Linked DNA regions of Mus musculus: region 1 is linked to region 2. Evidence: chromatin loops called from intact Hi-C (ENCODE). Cell type or tissue: heart. All regions are shown on one strand. Each heading gives the region's core, and the rest is flanking DNA. Links, peaks and the distances in the headings are about the cores only. Region 1 holds the start of Slc35e4 (solute carrier family 35, member E4). Region 2 holds the start of Pes1 (pescadillo ribosomal biogenesis factor 1).

Region 1 (8,328 bases), core at 200-8,199, 52 kb after region 2:
GTGTGTGTGTGTGTGTGTGTGTGTGTGTGTGTGTGTGTTGGAGGGGGGAGGGGAGAGGCTCATTCAGTTTCCCTCCCATAACTCTTCTTGGAAAAACTATCTAAATGCCCCAGATTTTGATCCTTTCCCTGGAAGTCTCCTACCTACACTCTCTGCCCTTCAACTTGGGTTACTCAGCAGAGATCTACGGGTTCCCGCGGGTATCAGACTCATCGGAGGCAAGTGTGACAGTGTAGATTCCTGGTTCATCTGGGACAGAGATCTGATTTAGGTCTCAGGTGGGACTGGCTTATTTTCACCTGAATTTCTTTGGGAAGGGATTAGGAACGCTTGCAACAGTGCGGAGTCACGACCACCAGAGGGCGCTGCGGGCCGGGCTACACAGTTGCGCTTTGCGATCTTGTTTCTCTAGGCAGGTTGTCATCCAGGACTTGTTTGACAACAGAGCCGGGTGAGGCCTGTGCAGGTGAGCGGGAGCTTCCCCAGAAATCCAATTACCGGAAAGAGTCCAGGATGGACCTTGATTCTTGCTCACGCGTTGGGCTGGGAACAGGTCCCTGGGTTTCAGCTGCTTACCCTAACCTGAATTCAGGTGGGAAACCCGGGAACCATCCAGGATTCTGCTCCGTGGGCCTCATGAAACCCAGCTGTGAGTCACCTCGGAATGCCTAGGGAGCAGCACATAAAGTCGGCTAGCTCGGGATGGATGCCGGCCCGCTGTACCCTGCTTCCCGGAGCTGTGGTTAGCTTTGGTGATTCATTTCCCCTTCTGCTGCCCCAGAGGGGGCGCCGCCCTGGTTTGAGAGGGGGAGAAAAGATCTGGAGTGGAATGGAGGGGGAACAAGATGAGGCAGCCTTAAGGGACCACGTGGTCTAGCTCCGTTGAATTCCAAGATCTCAAGGAGACCTTTGTGGTCTGGGATCAGGTGATGTGGTATGTCTCACTTCAACGCCCTGCTTCTCGACGATGGCAGACAGCTTGGGGACGGCTCTGCAGAGTGCCCAGGGTTTCCAGCACTGGATACTGGTCTTTTTAAGGAAGGCTCTACTTGGCGCTGGAGACAATCCGGATTCCGGTTGGTGGCTGGTACAACCCACACTCTCCACTAAGGGATTCGCGGCCGCAGCTGCGCAAGCCAAGTCGGGAGGCGCAAAGGCTGTGGGAGGGGCTAGACGTCCGCCGGGCTCCGGGGCTGGTACTCGTGGGCGGGGCCCGGGCTGAGCCCAACTTTCCGGGTGGAGCGCAGCTTCGGTAGCGGCGGAGAGGGCAGGGCCGGGAAGCGCTGAGCCGCGCGGGACTCGGGAGGGACTAGAGCCCGGCGCCCGAAGCTGCCAGATCCACCGCGGGAGCCGAGCGGCAGCCAGAACAGCCAGAGCATCCTGAGAGGCTGCAGCCAGTCCGAGCTCGCGATTCCGCGTCCGCCGGCCTATCGGCGTCTATTCCCGGTCCAGTAAAAGGCTAAAGGGGGCTGGGGGAGGGGAGCGACGGCTGCAACCTCCGTTCCCACGCTCGGAATATTATCGACCCTGCCAGACCTGGTCCGGGCCTGAGCACCAAACACGCAGGCGGTCGGGGTCAGTCAGTGACCTCATCCTGACAGTCTGGGGACCAAAGATGGAAAAAGACAAACGGATTCGGTGTGAAAGCATCGCGTGAGCTTAGGGCGCGGAGAAGAGAGAAGGCCTCCCCTGGTGCGGGAGGTGCCCAGGGCTTACGAGGCCTGGGTGGACACCAGCCAGTCCGGCATCTTAGCAGCCACGACCTTCTTCCCTGACCAGAATTATCGGCTGGCTCAGAGTCTAGCACCTGAAGTGTTGCCCTCTCCTGTCCGAGGAATCAGGACCAGGCTCAGCGACTCCCTGGAAAGCCTGCCTCCTGCCCCAGCCCCACTGGTGCGGATGTGCCGCTGCCCACTGGAGCACCATGAAGGCATGATGACCTCAGCCGAAGCAGTTGCTGTGGCTGGAAGTGCCCAGGAGCATGGCCGCCCCAAGTGGCCTCCGGACAAACCCCAGGTCCTTGGGCAGCCTGCTCCGGCGAGAGTGGTTGTGGCAGCACTGGTGTGGCTGTTGGCGGGAGCCAGCATGTCAAGCCTCAACAAGTGGATCTTCACAGTGCATGGCTTCGGACGGCCCCTGCTGCTTTCAGCACTGCACATGCTGGCAGCCGCCCTGGCATGCCACTGGGGGGCCCAGCGCCCCGTGCCGCACAGCATCCACCGTCGAGTGCTGCTGCTCAGCCTCACCTTCGGTACCTCCATGGCGTGCGGCAACGTGGGCCTGAGCACTGTCCCCTTGGACCTAGCACAGCTGGCCACCACCACCACACCACTGTTCACAATGGCCTTGTCTGCGTTGCTGCTTGGCCGAAGACACCATCCTCTGCAGTTTGCTGCCATGGGCCCGCTCTGCCTAGGGGCTGCATGTAGTCTGGCTGGAGAGCTCCGGGCACCTCCAGCTGGTTGCGGCTTCTTGCTGGTGGCCACCTGTCTGCGAGGCTTCAAGTCTGTTCAACAAAGTGAGTGCCTGGGTCTCCACCTGAGGAGGTGGGGGGTGTGGCCGTGATGTTCCTGGGAAAGGGGAGGGGGCAGTGATCCTCTTTACAGGCAAGGCTCAGAGAGTATTCAGTGAGTTCCGGCCTCAAACTTAAGCCTTAGAGGCATAGTTAATAACAGTTGTTGGTGAAATGTTTCTATAACTCGAGAATCCTTTTGTTCCACCGCATCCTACTGCCTCTCGTTGAAGCAAGCACACTTTATTATCCCCACTTGACAGCCGTGCAGAGCCTGGGCCTTGTGCCAGTAAGCAACAGAGGCAAGATTTGAGAGTGGCATTCAGACTCCAGGCTGTCTAAGCTGTGTGTCCTAGGATTAGGAACTCAGAAGGCCAGGGAGTATAAACTAGGGAAGAGAAGGGAACGCAGAAAGGCCTTAAGCTGGTTGGGAACACAGGGGTTTCTCAGAGCTTTTACCAGGAGCTACAGTGTGCTGAACTTGGTTCTGGGTGCTGATCATAGGTTGTCATGACAATGTCCATCTTTGTCTTCATGTCACAGGCGATGGAATGAATAAGAGAGCATTTTACTGGGGCAGAGGAGGTTAGGCTGTCCTGCTGAGAAGCTCAGGTCGGCCTTAAACTTATGATCCTCCTAACTCAACCCTCCTGAGTGCTGCCAAGGAGGTTTTTTTTTGTTTTTTGTTTTTTGTTTTTTTGTTTTTGTTTTTGTTTTTTCAAGACAGGGTTTCTCTGTGTAGCCCTGGCTGTCCTGGAACTCACTTTGTAGACCAGGCTGGCCTCGAACTCAGAAATCCACCTGCCTCTGCCTCCCGAGTGCTGGGATTAAAGGCGTGCACCACCACGCCCGGCTTCCAAGGAGGTTTATGATTGGCCCAGGGTCACAAGGCTCCCAAGGACTCCAAGTCTGGTCTGTGTGACTGGGTGCTGGCTCTGTCATGTGTGGGCAGCAGCAGGACTGAGGGCAGAAGTAAGTTATCCTTCCCTGCCCAGCCCCGTGTGCTAGGGGGTAGAGGCTGACTTCCTGTCTGAGCAGTTGAGGGGCTTTTGAGTCATAGCTCTACTGTCTCTCCACCTTAATCCAAGGAAGAAGTAGGAGAGTTAGAATGTAAGGGGTCCCCAGGGCTGCTGAGCTATGGTTGCTGTAACCTGCAGTGAGGAATGGCAAAGTGAGGCCTTAGTCCTGCCTGGCATCTTCTGTCTGGAACCCAAAGGTCTTGTCACTATCTCCCCAAGCCATGAGCAGGGTAAAAACAGAGTTCTATTTTAGTCCTCAGGTTACATGAGCTGAGTGAGGCCTGAGCTGGGCCTTGAAGTGGCTCAGGGAAACCTGACTCTGTAGGGCCTTTCTGGGTAGGGACACCAGGCAGAGAAGGCCCGGCCCGGTACTCCTCATACCAGGCTCTGGGCAGCTCCTGCCTGTAGGAGGGGCTGTGGCCAGCCAAGCATTAGGGGGCGCAGGTTGTTCATAGTAGCACGTGACTGGCAGCCACCTCTTGGCTTCTGCTGGCTCTCTTCCTCTCTCTCAAGACTCAGTGTCTTCCACTGAGTGCATTAGGTGCCCTTTACTTGACCAATGGTGGGCTGTTCAGTTCATATTGCCTATCCATCTGCTTCTGCCCAGGCAGTGTGTTGGATCATTTCTGTGTCCTCAGCACTTGGCCTAGGGCCTGGGTTAGGGGAGAAATTCAAATGATGTCTCTAATTGATGGTTGTGATGTCAGTTGATGTCAGATTGGGAAAGATCACTTAGAGAGCTGGGGGTTCCCCCTCAGAAATGGGAGCCTGGCAGAGATGAGAAGAGTGACTGGCTCCAGGATTGGGAGTGGAATTTTTAAAAAGAGGAAGTTTGCTTTGCTAAGGGCTCTTGGACAGGCCCTCGCTCCATCCCTGAAAGCACATGGTGTGAGAGCAGGGGTAGGAGTCCAGAAAGGGAGCTTAAGCAGCCACAGTCAGCCTGGGCTGGCTGCAGGGGCAGGGGGATGTACAGAATGGAGCAGTGCTGCCTTCAGATCCAGAGAGGCAAGGAAAGGAGGTGCCAGCCTGCTGAGCCTGTTGTCATCTGTACACACCTGTGTTTCAGAACTTTCTTTGAGCCCCCAGAGAGTGGGGCACTGTACTTAGCAAGACAGAACTTGTATCAAGCGCAAGGTGGGCACAGGTGTGGTGGGGGCTTGATGAGGCTGCCGAGGGTGCTCTACAGCCACAATGCTGGTGACAGAGCAGCAAAGGATATCCTTGGATGTGGCACAGGCTGTGGCAGAGTCCTGTCAGTCCTCAGATTCAAAGGATGGTGTCCACCTCAGTGCTGAGTGTGTACCCTGAATGTAAGTGCACTCCTGACCCCTCCCCCCATCCACGAGGAGACTGAGGCAGAGAGGTGACTGTTACACAGCTAGGGAAGGGACAAAGTGGTGAGAGGCCAAGAGGTCACTGCTCTGTGTGTGTGTGGCAGAGGTTGAGTGTGTTCAGCCGCTGAAATTACCTTTGAGGCAGGCATGGAGGTGCATGCCTACAATCCTGGCATCCTGGGAGAATGGTGGGTTCAAAGCCAGCTTGGCTACAAAGTCAGATTCTGTCTATAAGCAGAAAAATAGAATGCTTTTTCAGCCTGGCATGGTGGCACATGTCTGTAATCCCATAACTTTAGAATCTGAGACAAGAGGGTCTAGCCAGCCTGGTGTGGGCCAGCCTGGGATCTAGAGAGTGTTCTGGGTCAGCATGAGCTACTCAGAAAACCCTTGTCTCAGGGCTAGTGAGATTGCTCAGTGCGTGAAAGCATTGCTGCACAGATGACCGGAGTATGGAAGGAGGGAACCAGCTCCTGCAAGTTGCCCTGTGACCTTCACATAGTCCACATACATACATACATACATCACACAAATTGCATGCATGTGACATACATATACACACATCATACATATGTGTAATATTTTTTAAGTTACAGAGCTGTCTCAGCCTCCCTCCCCCCTCCCCCACTTTGGAGGAGCTGGGACTGTGTAGCTCAATGATAACTTTCTGGGCCCCAGCACCAGAAGGAAGAAAAAAAAAAAAAGAAATATCTTTGGAAAAGCAGAGCATGACAAAGAGAGTTTTGGCAAGGGCGGGGTCACCGAGAGTCAGGACAACAGGCTAACATTTGGGGAGTTAGTCACTTCTGCCACAGGAATCCCAGCTCCTTTGTGGGCTGCAGGGATGGGGAGGTTGGGCAGGGTGCAGGGGCTGCCCCTGAGAGTGGAGCCCACCTGAAAGCGAAAGCCTTCCTTCCTTCCTGTCTTTGAGGCCAGGCCATGGACAGGGACAGCTCCCTGGTTGATGCACTGGGCGTGAATGAGCAGAGGAGTTATGACTAGCTGCTTGTTTCTAGAAACGCGGGAGCTGGAAACACTGTTGCCTAAAGAACCAAGCCTAGGCAGCCAAATGACCCGAGAGGGGGATAACTACCATTTAAGCACAGGCTCTGAGCAAGCACTGTGGGGCTCCTTGGAAAGTGCATGGGGAAACAGCAATACAGGGCCCAGGAGGGCACCAGCATCCAGTGTTAACTCTCCTCCGCTGACTCAGAGAAGGCTCACCCAGGCTGTGTGGGACTTCAGTGGTGGCCATGCTTTTTCTGTATGAATCAATCAGCTCTATAGAGGCTGGTATGGCCATAGGCACAGACAGCCACGCTTGTGTAGGCGGCAAGATCCCCTTTCCTTGAAAACCTAAAAGGTGTTCTTGTACTTCTGGGTTCATCTTGACAAGCCCCACTGGTGTTGGTAGCTTTTTTGTTGTTGTTGTTGTTGTTGTTGTTTGTTTTTTAAGATACGATGCAGATCATGAAGCCAGAGCCTGTGGTACACACCTGCAATCCCAGCTCTAGGGGGTGGGTAACAACACAGTGGGAGAATGAGAGGATGAAGAGTTCAAGGCTAGCCTCTGCTACATGGCCAGCTCAAAGCTGCCTTTGGCTACGTGAGGATTTGTTTCAGAAAACAAAAGCAAACAAAGCCCCCAATTCCCAATCATAAACAGTGAGTGACTGCCAAGAGCCAACAATGACTGTCTTGTTGGCCCTTTGTCATCTCCGTGGTTGTAAGTGAATGGCATGATGGCTGCTCTCACCATTTTGACTCAAAAGCATTTTCTTAACTGTTTTCCTTCTTTCTCCCCCTCCTCCTCTGTCCATGCTCCTTACCCTCTCCGCCCCCCCCACCCCCCATCAAGCTGCTGCTTCTGTTGTTATAACTGGCAGTGGAGGCGCTAGGCCCTCTGCTGCTCTGCCCCTGCTTCCTGACTGGAGCCGCAAAGACCTTGTTCTTAACATCTCCTCAGCATTTGCCATATTACGGCTTTTGTATATGCTATCCTTGTAAAAATTTCACGTTTTATGCAACTCGATAAGGGAGGAATGGGCATGGGTCACAAGCCCAGGTGGCCTGGCTCCTCCACCACTTGTAAGTCATACTTCAGAGCAGAGTATTAACCCTGCTCAGAGTCAGGACCAGCTTCCGGGAGGCTGTGCTAGGAGGATGGGGCTGTATGGAGCGGGCTCAGTGGGTGCTGTCTCTATACCAGCTGATGATGGTCACTCTCTTGGTTGCAGGTGCTCTGCTGCAAGAAGAGAGGCTGGACACGGTGACCCTGCTGTATGCCACTTCTTTGCCCAGTTTCTGCCTGCTGGCCAGTGCAGCACTGGTGCTGGAGGCTGGCACAGCCCCACCGCTGCCTCCCACTGACTCTCGCCTCTGGGCCTGTGTCCTGCTGAGCTGCTTCTTGTCCGTGGTCTACAACCTGGCCAGCTTCTCCTTGCTGGCCCTCACATCTGCCCTCACTGTCCACGTACTGGGCAACCTCATGGTCGTGGGCAACCTCATCCTGTCCCGGCTCCTGTTCGGCAGCCACCTCAGCGCGCTCAGCTACCTGGGCATCACCCTCACCCTTTCAGGAATGTTTCTTTATCACAACTGTGAGTTGGTGGCCTCCTGGGCTACCCGATGGGGGTTGTGGAACAGGGACCAGCCTGGCAAAGGTCTTTGAGACCTGGGGGAGCTCATGAGCTCTACCTGGACAGCCCCTGCCTGAATCTAACCTTGGACAATGGCCATGAGGAAAGGGAGAGGTGCTATGTCTGCCAGGCCCAGGAGAGAAGGCACCTTCTGGAAGGGCTGCCTGGGAGGCTACACACCAGGGACTTTGAGAGAGACCCACCTCCTGTCCCTGCTTGCCTCACCTCTCACAGCAAACCCTGCCACTGGATGGTGGGTCCAAGTCTGGCACGTGTGCTTGCCAGAGGAACCAGTGTCAACGACTATGATGAAGGTTGCTGGGCAAACTTAGGGAACCTCAAAGTGTTAGGATGAAGACAATGCTCGGTAGTCACACAATCTTTCCTGGGGGGCGAGGGAAGTGGAGGCTGTGAGGGTCACCAGAGCAGGCTTCGTCATGGCTGGGCTCCCCTAAAGATGAGGTAGCCTGTGCCAACTTCAGGTAGCTACTGCGGCTTCACTCTGGTGCCTCCACCCCTGGATTTGGGCCTTCCATCCCCAATAAAGTATTTTTTCTTGGGACACCTCTGTCATTCCTTGGGGCTCCAGCCAAGGGAATATCAAGGGAGTGGTTGGCTACCACATGATTCTCCCTCGCTCCCTGGCCCCGTGTTGGCCTCCAGCCTAGCACTGTTCTCTACAATGCCCCTCCACTGGCCAGGCTACCATAGACCAGCTTCAGGACGGTGGTATTGGTCGCCCCGCTGCCCTGCCTTGCCCTGGTCTGGACCACCTATTTCAGGCACTGTTCTCTTGAAGGGATCTTCCTAAAACCACATGTTCA
Region 2 (8,328 bases), core at 191-8,190:
AGATCTGGGTAGACTATGTTCCTTTGAGATAGACTGCAAGGCACTGTAAAATCTAAGTTATCTCCTGGTCATTTCCCCCTCCCTCAGGGGTAATATCACTCTAATTGAAAATGTTTGCCCTAAGCCACACACCCCCCAAGTCCCCTTCATTCACCAGACAGTAACTATGTTCAAAGCTTTAAGCTAAATGCTGAGGGTGAGGAAGACAATGGGCCTGGTTTCTAACTTGCTTCCAAGAAGCAAGCTGTCTTGTTCAATCATCTGGATATCTGTAGTGTTAAGATGGTACTGTTCGTTTATATCATTGCTAGAGAGAAAAACAGCATCCGGTTCCAAAGAGCCTGAAACAATAACCATCCACGTCCACCCCAGATTAAGATCCTCCTCTGAAGCGAGAGCAGGACCTTCTATACCCAGGTACAGCTCTAAGAGTCAAAGCCCCCTGAACTACCTATGTAGTCCCCCAGCCCCCACAGCTATGAAACACTATGCAGCCTTTCCTGTAGCCATCCACTGTCTACTGGGAACAGCCCAGGCTAAGCCTTGGGGTAGCCAAGGATGTGCTTCCCAGTTTGCATCATAAATGTTTCCCACTGAGGCCAGTGAGAGGGCTCATCAGGTAAAAGCTGTCGCCAGTCTTGATCCCAAAACACATAGAGTGGAAGGAGAGAACCAACTCCTGCAAACTGTCCTGTGACCTCCACATGTGCACTGTGGTTCTTTGGGACACACATGCACACATATGCACGCACACAAACGTACACTAAATAAATGTCAAATAGAAAAGTATTTCCCACTGAGCTAGGCATGGTGGTAAGCACCTGTAATTCCAAACTCAGGAAGTAGAAACAGGAAGATCATGAGTTCCAGGCCAGCCTGTGCTAACAGTGAGCCCCCATCCCACCACTAACCCCACTACAGACTACTGATGCTGCCCTTGGTTACTCCCCAGAGGAGGAACTAAATCCCTCCTGCTGCAGTCACCATGCACTTCAGAGGCAGGAATCAGAGGCCACTGAGGAAACTGACCTGCACGCCTCCTCCCCGAGGCCCAGCTTTCATGGTACTGGGAGGGATGCAACCACAGTCCTGCCCAGCTGTGATGTCTACAAACCACAGCAGCAGTCAGCACGGCACAGTAAAGGGGGCAGGAGAGGTGTGAACACCAGGGCAGTAACAAACAATTTTCTACTTGGACTTAAGACCCTCTCAACATAGGAAAAGCATGCCCAGCCAACTACCCTGGGCTATGCAATCCTGAAGGAGAACCTACAACCACCACCTCACAAACCAGCATAATCCCCGACTACACTCAAAAGTATTTGTCCTTATACCCACAGAGAAGTATAGTCCTCATCTCAGAACTGCTGTGCAATAGAGACCATTACAGAAAACCACAACCAACCAAAACGCAGAGTTGAGGAGCCCAATCTCCCAATGAATACATCCACAGAACAACTCCTACACCCAAGGCTCAGGGATCACTGGGGAAGAAGGAACTGAAAACCTTCAAGAGCCGAGGATCAGGAAGTTTGCTGAGATTTGTGTCTCCAAGGATGTCAGAAACTACACCCAGAAAGTCTCTCAACATGGCTGCCTAAACATAAGCTGAACAAGGACAACAGACTTGCTAACATGGATAGAAGAAAGGCCAAGAGATGTGAACCCTACAGGCAACCAATACTGTGAGTGGGAGAAACAGTATTACCCAGGGAAGAACAGACCAATTAGCTATCCAATACCAAACAGTCAACCCTGACGCTGACACACACTGACTGACACACACACACACACACACACACACACACACACTAGTATATAGCAGGTGTATTTATGTATTTAGGAACATATATATACTATGTTATATAAAAATCATTTTAAAAAGAGGCCATGAATTTGAAGGAGAGCAAGTGAGAATATATGGAAAGGTTTGGAGGGAAAGGGGGAATAATGCAATTATAGTCTCAAAAAAGTAATTAAAGGGGCTGGGGAGATGGCTCCGTGGTTAAGAGAACTGGCTGCTCTTCCAGAGGTTCAGAGTTCAATTCCCAGCAACCACATTGTGGCTCACAACCATCCATAATGAGATCTGATGCCCTATTCTGGCATGCGGGTATACATGCAGATAGAGCACTCATATACATAAAAATAAATAAAAAATAACTTTAAAAAAAGTAATTAAAAACAACAAAGCAGATTGTTACCAGAAACTTGCAAGTCAAAGGAAAGACTTGAGCCCATCTCATCTTCTTCATTCCTATCCCAAAGTTACTTCATACCCACAGTCTCCTTACAGAAGCAAGAATAACTCAGATCAAGTCACTTACTTTCTTTGTCTTCTCCACTCAGAATAAGTTCCAGCCTCACATGATACGGCCCCAGCCTCACCTAGACAGCACCTCACTTATTTACATCTCACAGCCATGCTACTGTCTGTCCAAAACCCTGCACACCACCTGCCTCTCTTTCCTACTGGCCGTGGAATTCACTTCTGTTTTCTCTGCTAAGCACTTCTGAATGAAAAAAGAAAAACAGCAAGCTTTCACATTAATTATGATTAAGAAGCTTAAACTTGGGAAACAAGGTTGCATAGGAAGAAGAAACTGTCTCTAATCTGAGACAACAGAGCTAAAACTGCACTGACTTCTGCTTTTAACCTGCTCACCCTTTCCCCTTTTCTAAAGAAAAAAAAAAAAAAGGTCATTTTCTCCCTTGAGAATTGAGCACCACCAATATCACACGGATAGCAAGTTCCATCTGCTAAAGATAAAACTATCATAACCAGAGCCTGTAAAGGAACAAAAGGGTCATCCTAAAATATAAGATTGTGACAACGCCTAACCCCATATAAACCATCAAACACAGAGACGGCTAAGAGACGGCTGGAAGCTACAGCTGCACGCTGATATTAGTCTCTCCTTTCTCTGAGTGCCGAGAATTCTCTTAGGGGAAGGTTGGGGACCATCCACACTTCCCAACATTTTCATGCCCCAGACTAAAGTGTTCTTTAAGTACTGATTTCCACTAAAATGCTACGTCAGAAGAGGACCTACAAGACAACACTAATCGGATTAAGCGCCTGTTGATACTCTCCACTCTACTGCTCCTCCCTCCCTCCCTTTCTCAGGAGCGCACTTAAAAACCCTTAGCCACTTTATCTGAAGTTGACACTGGGAAAGCGGGGCCGCATCTGACTGCTTACTTCTCAATTCCCAGTACCTAGGACCGGGCCTGGCTCAATTAAGAAAGTCCCAAGTCTTGATAATGAATTCTACGTCCCGTTGGTCACTGATCACTCTTTTGGCGGCTCCGCCTGTCTCCACAACTCCTTCCACAGAAAGCCCGTCACAGTTCTTCCCGGCTTCCAGGGGCCTACGTGCAGAAGGTTCGCTCCGGCGGCCGTCTCAAGACTTCTCGGTCCCCAGAGGCCAGGGAAAGTGATAAAGCCGGAGCTCCGACCTCCGCTGGAACTCACTCACCTTCTTCTTCTCCAGACCTCCCATAGCTCCACGTTGAGAAATTCAAGGCAGCCAGAACACCAGAGCTACTTCCTCCCGCACGTGCCCTGCCTAGGGCCCTGAAGGACCCCACGCCGCCAGCTGAGGGCTGTCTGAAAATATGCCTGTACAAATCCAGAGAAAGTTGTGCTTTTGGCGACCTCGTTATTTACAACCAAATTCTCTAAAGCTCAACAATTGTGGTAGTTCTTTCAGTTCTTTTCTTAGTTACCAAAATCTATAGACAAGCTTTAAAGCAACATGGAAATTTAGGCAGTTTTATAAGCACCCTAGACACGGTTGTTTGAGCACGCGAGCCCCAGTGCATTTTGGGATACAGCAGGACTGAAGGGATGGGAGACAGACAGCCCGGAGCCTTCTGGGATTCAGAGAGCTCTGTAGTTTGGCCTCTAATCCAGAGATCCGCCTGCCTCTGCCTCCAGAGTACTGGGATTAAAGATGTGTGTCACCACGCCTGGCTGATGTTTTCTTTAAAAACCAAACCAACCAAACAAACAAACAAAAACAGAAATGCTCACTAAACCTAAAGCTACTAGTTTTTGTAATGCTAGGCCAGTGAGTTTAAGGGAGTTCAATTGTCATGGCAACGGTTGCTAGGCGTTGTAAACCCAGCTGACCAGATTTTGCCTTGTTGACCTTAGATTCAGCTGCACCTAGTTTGTTCAAGTTAGAATAAAATAGAGCAAAGGCCGACCTTTGACCTCCCACGGACACGGAGAGGGTCTAAGGAACTGCTTATATTTGGGGAATGAGTTGAGGCAGAAGGGACGGATCTCTGTGAGTCCGAGGCTAAGTTCCAGGACAGCGAGGGTATTGAGTGACGCACTGTCGAAACAAAACAAAAATGAAAAGAAAGAAAAATAATGGAAGGCATAGCATGATGGTGGTGCCTGTAATCCCAGCACACAGGAGTCTGAGGCTGGGAGAGCACAAGTTTCAGGCCAGCCTGTGCTAGAGATAGTGTTTCAAAACAACAAAACCAAGAAAACAAAACAGGACTGAGGAGATGGCCCAGTGGACAGAATTCCTGACATGCAAGCATAAGGATATGGAGTTCAGATCTGCAACACACACATAAAAGTTGTGCGCACATTTAAAACATATCATTCCATCTATAAAGATAATTTTTAAACTTATGAGATCTGATGATAGGTTTAAGTCAGTCTTAAAGGTGGTAATTTCATGTTTATAAAAAAGTTAAAATTTATGACTTTTTTATCAATTTCCTTTAAATTTTATTACTTTTACTTCAAAATGTTAAAAAAATTCTTGGTTTTCTGCTTAAAGTCATGTATAGCTGAAATGTAACTTTGAAAGATGAGTTTAATAAGAATGAACATTCTCTTTATCAGTATTTATAAGAGTGGTTTTGTATACTTGATACAGTAAGCATATTTATCTCTTTAAAAAAGAAACTGTGATTTCCATATGTTGAATATATATTTATACTAAAATAAAGTACCAAAATCCAAAAAAAAAAAAAAAGTTGTGTGCAGGCACTCGGAAGGCAGAGGCTGGTGAATCTCTGAGTTCTAGGCCAACCTGGTCCTCAGAGTGCGGTCCAGGACAGCCAGAGTCACAAAAGAAACCTTGTCTCAAGAAAACAAAACAAAAGTTGCAGTGGGGGCTGTAATACCAGATCTGGTAGGAGAGAGAAGGGAATCACTAATTTGGACATGGGATAATTGGATCCCTTAAGCTCACTTGCCAGTCAGCCTAGCATTACAAAAGTTAGCAGTTTTAGGTTTAGCAAGCACTTCTCTTTCTTTTAAAAAGGGGAAACATCAGCTAGGCGTGGTGGCAAACACCTTTATTCCCAGCACCCTGGAAACAGAGGCAGTAGGATCTCTGAGTCCAGGGCCAGACTAGTCTATAGAGTTAGTTCCAGGAGAGTGGGGGCCATGCAGGGAAATCCTGTCAAAACAACAACAACAAAAACACTAAAACAAAACAACCAGTCAACTTTATTCATACACATCTGAACATATAGTGAGAGGCCAAACCTACTCCATCTTGGGCCCAGCCTTCATCTTAAAGAAAAGGGAGCCTGAGAACATGACCTGCAGCAGAGCCCAAGCTGTACCCATGTACCAGGAAGGACCCCACGGCTTGCTGTTGGCCAGAGTCACTCCCTAGCTACTCCCTAACAACAGTTAATCAAAGATTAGTCGGTTTCAGATGCATTTTCAGACCATTTGTGATTGTATACGGTCTTTCTTCAGAGCACTAACCTGTTGGCTTATAGTCACTCTATGAGATGCTTGCCAGACTTGACACCCCCTCCCTCATCCCTCACTTGCTCCTATTTTCCTATAAAATGTATCCTGTTCGAGGCTGTTCCTCCTTCCCTTCCCATCCTGCTATGTCAGGGTTGGATTAGAGGGGGGCCCAAGCCAGGGCTTGTCATAAAGAGACCCTAATGCTATTACATTGGAAAGGGCTCCTTGGTGTTGTTTTGGGGTTCATGAGTGCTTCCTAGCACCACAATAGTTGCACATTCGCACATGAACACTGAGGTGTTACAGCTCTGAGGGGAAAGGCATCTTGGCAGTCAGGAGCTAAGGAAAACCACAAAGTCACACTGCACAAAAAAACCTCACAAGAAATTCATTGGGAGCCCGGCATGGTAGCGCACGCCTTAAATCCCAGCACTTGGGAGGTAGAGGCAGGCAGGTCTCTGAGTTCGAGGCCAGCCTGGTCTACAGAGTGAGTTCCAGGACAGTCAAGGCTACACAGAGAAACCCTGTCTCGGAAAAAAAAAAAAAAAAAAAGAAGAAAGAAATTCATTGGGAAAGACAAGAAGTTGGCTGCCTCTGCCTGGGAGAAAAGCACTAAAGAACTGAGCAGAAGGCAGGCTTTACATAGGGCTTCTTGGGGTTGGGGCTTTCCAGAGTGGCCTGGGATTGGTCGGATTTTGTGGCCCCATTTTGGGCTTTTTATCTCTGTGGTCAGAGCTTGGCTGACTGCCTCTTGAAAGGTTTTTAGAGTAGTCTGGTCATGCTGCACCTCAAGGGGCTCTCTCTCTCTGTCTCTCTCTCTCTCTCTCTCTCTCACACACACACACACACACACACCTAAAGTTGAGCAGAATGAGGTAATTCATGGAATGTTCTTAAATATGTATTTAACAAATCTGAGCTTAAAAGCTAAACAAGGTTGCAAGTTCCACACTGGGATTCAGGACACGGCCCCATAAATAAAGCCCTGGAGGGCAATGGTGAAGACTCATTTAGATCCTCAGAGCCCACGGAAAGCTGAATCTATACTTCTGTGACTCCTATGATAGATGGGAGCCAGACCATGGAAAGCTCACAGGACAGCTAGAGTATGCATCTCACTGGTGCTTACGTGTTCACTACAACAATAAACTGTCTCAAGCAATGGAAGGAGAGGACCAATACCTACTGCTGTCCTCTGACCTCCACACTCATACCATGGCTCATGTGCACCTACACTCCCACACAGGAACCTGCACACACACATGCATACTCCACATACACAGTATACACACACATATAAAAAGACAAGTCCTGTATTGTTTCCCTTAAGGAACAATCACAAGATATGCATATTCACACTTGCTTTAGGTGGTTGTTTTGTGTATGCAATGGCAGAAATATATGTTTTGTGTCTTTTCACAGTAGCAAAATTTATTTAATAATAAAGTCACAGAGTATGTCAGTTTCCTTGGCTGCAGTCTGTCAACTGATCCCAATTTTGTTTGCTAGCTGGCCACTGGCAATCACAGTTTCTTTGTTTCAATCTTAATTATGAAATCAATCCATAGATTACATATTATACATACACACATGTGTACATACAGACACACACACGTACAGATTATAGGCTGGCGAAGAAAGAGTGCAGAATCCAGGAAGACTATCCTGAAGTTAGAAACAGGATTGACACAGGAGCAAGGGAAAGTCTGTAGGCAGCCAGATAAAAAAGGCTTATGAACCACAGGCAAGAGCAAAGTCACTCAGATTCAGGGATAGCTGCAGTATGGACTGGACGGCAGGTGACTCCATTTGATGGTCTTTTTTGTACCTCTAAATTTGATTCCAGTTGAATGTCACCAGCAGGGGAAACTGGCATTGGAGCCTTGAGACATAGGCAGGAGTCCTTTGCTGTGGCAATTTTCCTAGTCAAGATTTGTAACAAATGACTGTTATGGTTTTGATCATGGGATAAGCCCAGCACTCAAAAGACAGAGGCAGATAGATCTGAGTTCAAGGACAGCCTGGTCTATAGAGCAAGTTTCAGGACAGCCAGGGATACACAGAGAAACCCTGTCTAGAAAAAAACAAAATAATAATAATAATAAATGACTTAGTTCATGCATATGAATGTTTTCTGCATGTGTGTATATGCACTGTATCTGTGCCTGGTGCCCATACAGAGGCTAGTAGAGAGCATTGGATTCCCTAGGACTGAAGTTAAAGGAAGTTGTGAGCTACCATGCATGTGCTCAAAACAAACCCAGGTCCACTGCATGATCAGCAAGTGATCTCTCTAGCCCCTAAGAAGTTTTTTTGTTTGTTTGTTTTGTTTTAAGTTTAAAGTCATGGCCCATGTAATTCACCTGACCCAAGGTCATGTTCATAGAAGCTATCCCCTGGAGATGCAGATTTTAAACACTGCTGAATGCCAGAGCAATTTGAATTTTGTTTTCTATTCTAAAGCTAAAACACAAACAAATAAACTTCAGCAATCATACAAACATGAAGCACAAGATGAAAACTAGGAGCAGAAGAAATGATCTCGAAAATGCTGGAGAGTTTTTGAAAAACTGTGAGGAAAGTCGAGGCTT

What was found. Hi-C counts contacts between places; a loop is a spot of excess contacts. Peaks named below come from ENCODE experiments on the same cell type or tissue, not always from the same donor. Only the 100,000 strongest peaks of a DNase experiment are listed, where the experiment ranks them.
Region 1: it touches region 2 in a loop (2.2-fold over the local background); 2 of 42 quality-filtered maps call a loop at or near these places.

Annotation. Positions count from the first base shown.
Region 1 is chr11:3,906,759-3,915,086 of GRCm38, reverse strand. Slc35e4 (solute carrier family 35, member E4) reads left to right here and starts at 423. Exons shown (of 2, transcript NM_153142.3): 1 at 423-2,518; 2 at 7,103-8,065. The coding sequence starts at 1,900. The coding sequence ends at 7,536. In heart, for the core only: CTCF peaks have their summits at 2,152 and 3,937; DNase peaks (open chromatin) are centred at 846, 1,126, 2,336, 3,956 and 2 weaker places; H3K4me3 peaks cover 3,820 bases; H3K27ac peaks cover 2,892 bases.
Region 2 is chr11:3,959,212-3,967,539 of GRCm38, reverse strand. It overlaps Pes1 (pescadillo ribosomal biogenesis factor 1), which reads right to left and starts at 3,565. Exons shown (of 15, transcript NM_022889.3): 1 at 3,480-3,565. The coding sequence starts at 3,503. In heart, for the core only: no CTCF peak of the experiment used is centred there; DNase peaks (open chromatin) are centred at 3,569 and 3,819; H3K4me3 peaks cover 2,110 bases; H3K27ac peaks cover 1,448 bases; H3K27me3 peaks cover 620 bases.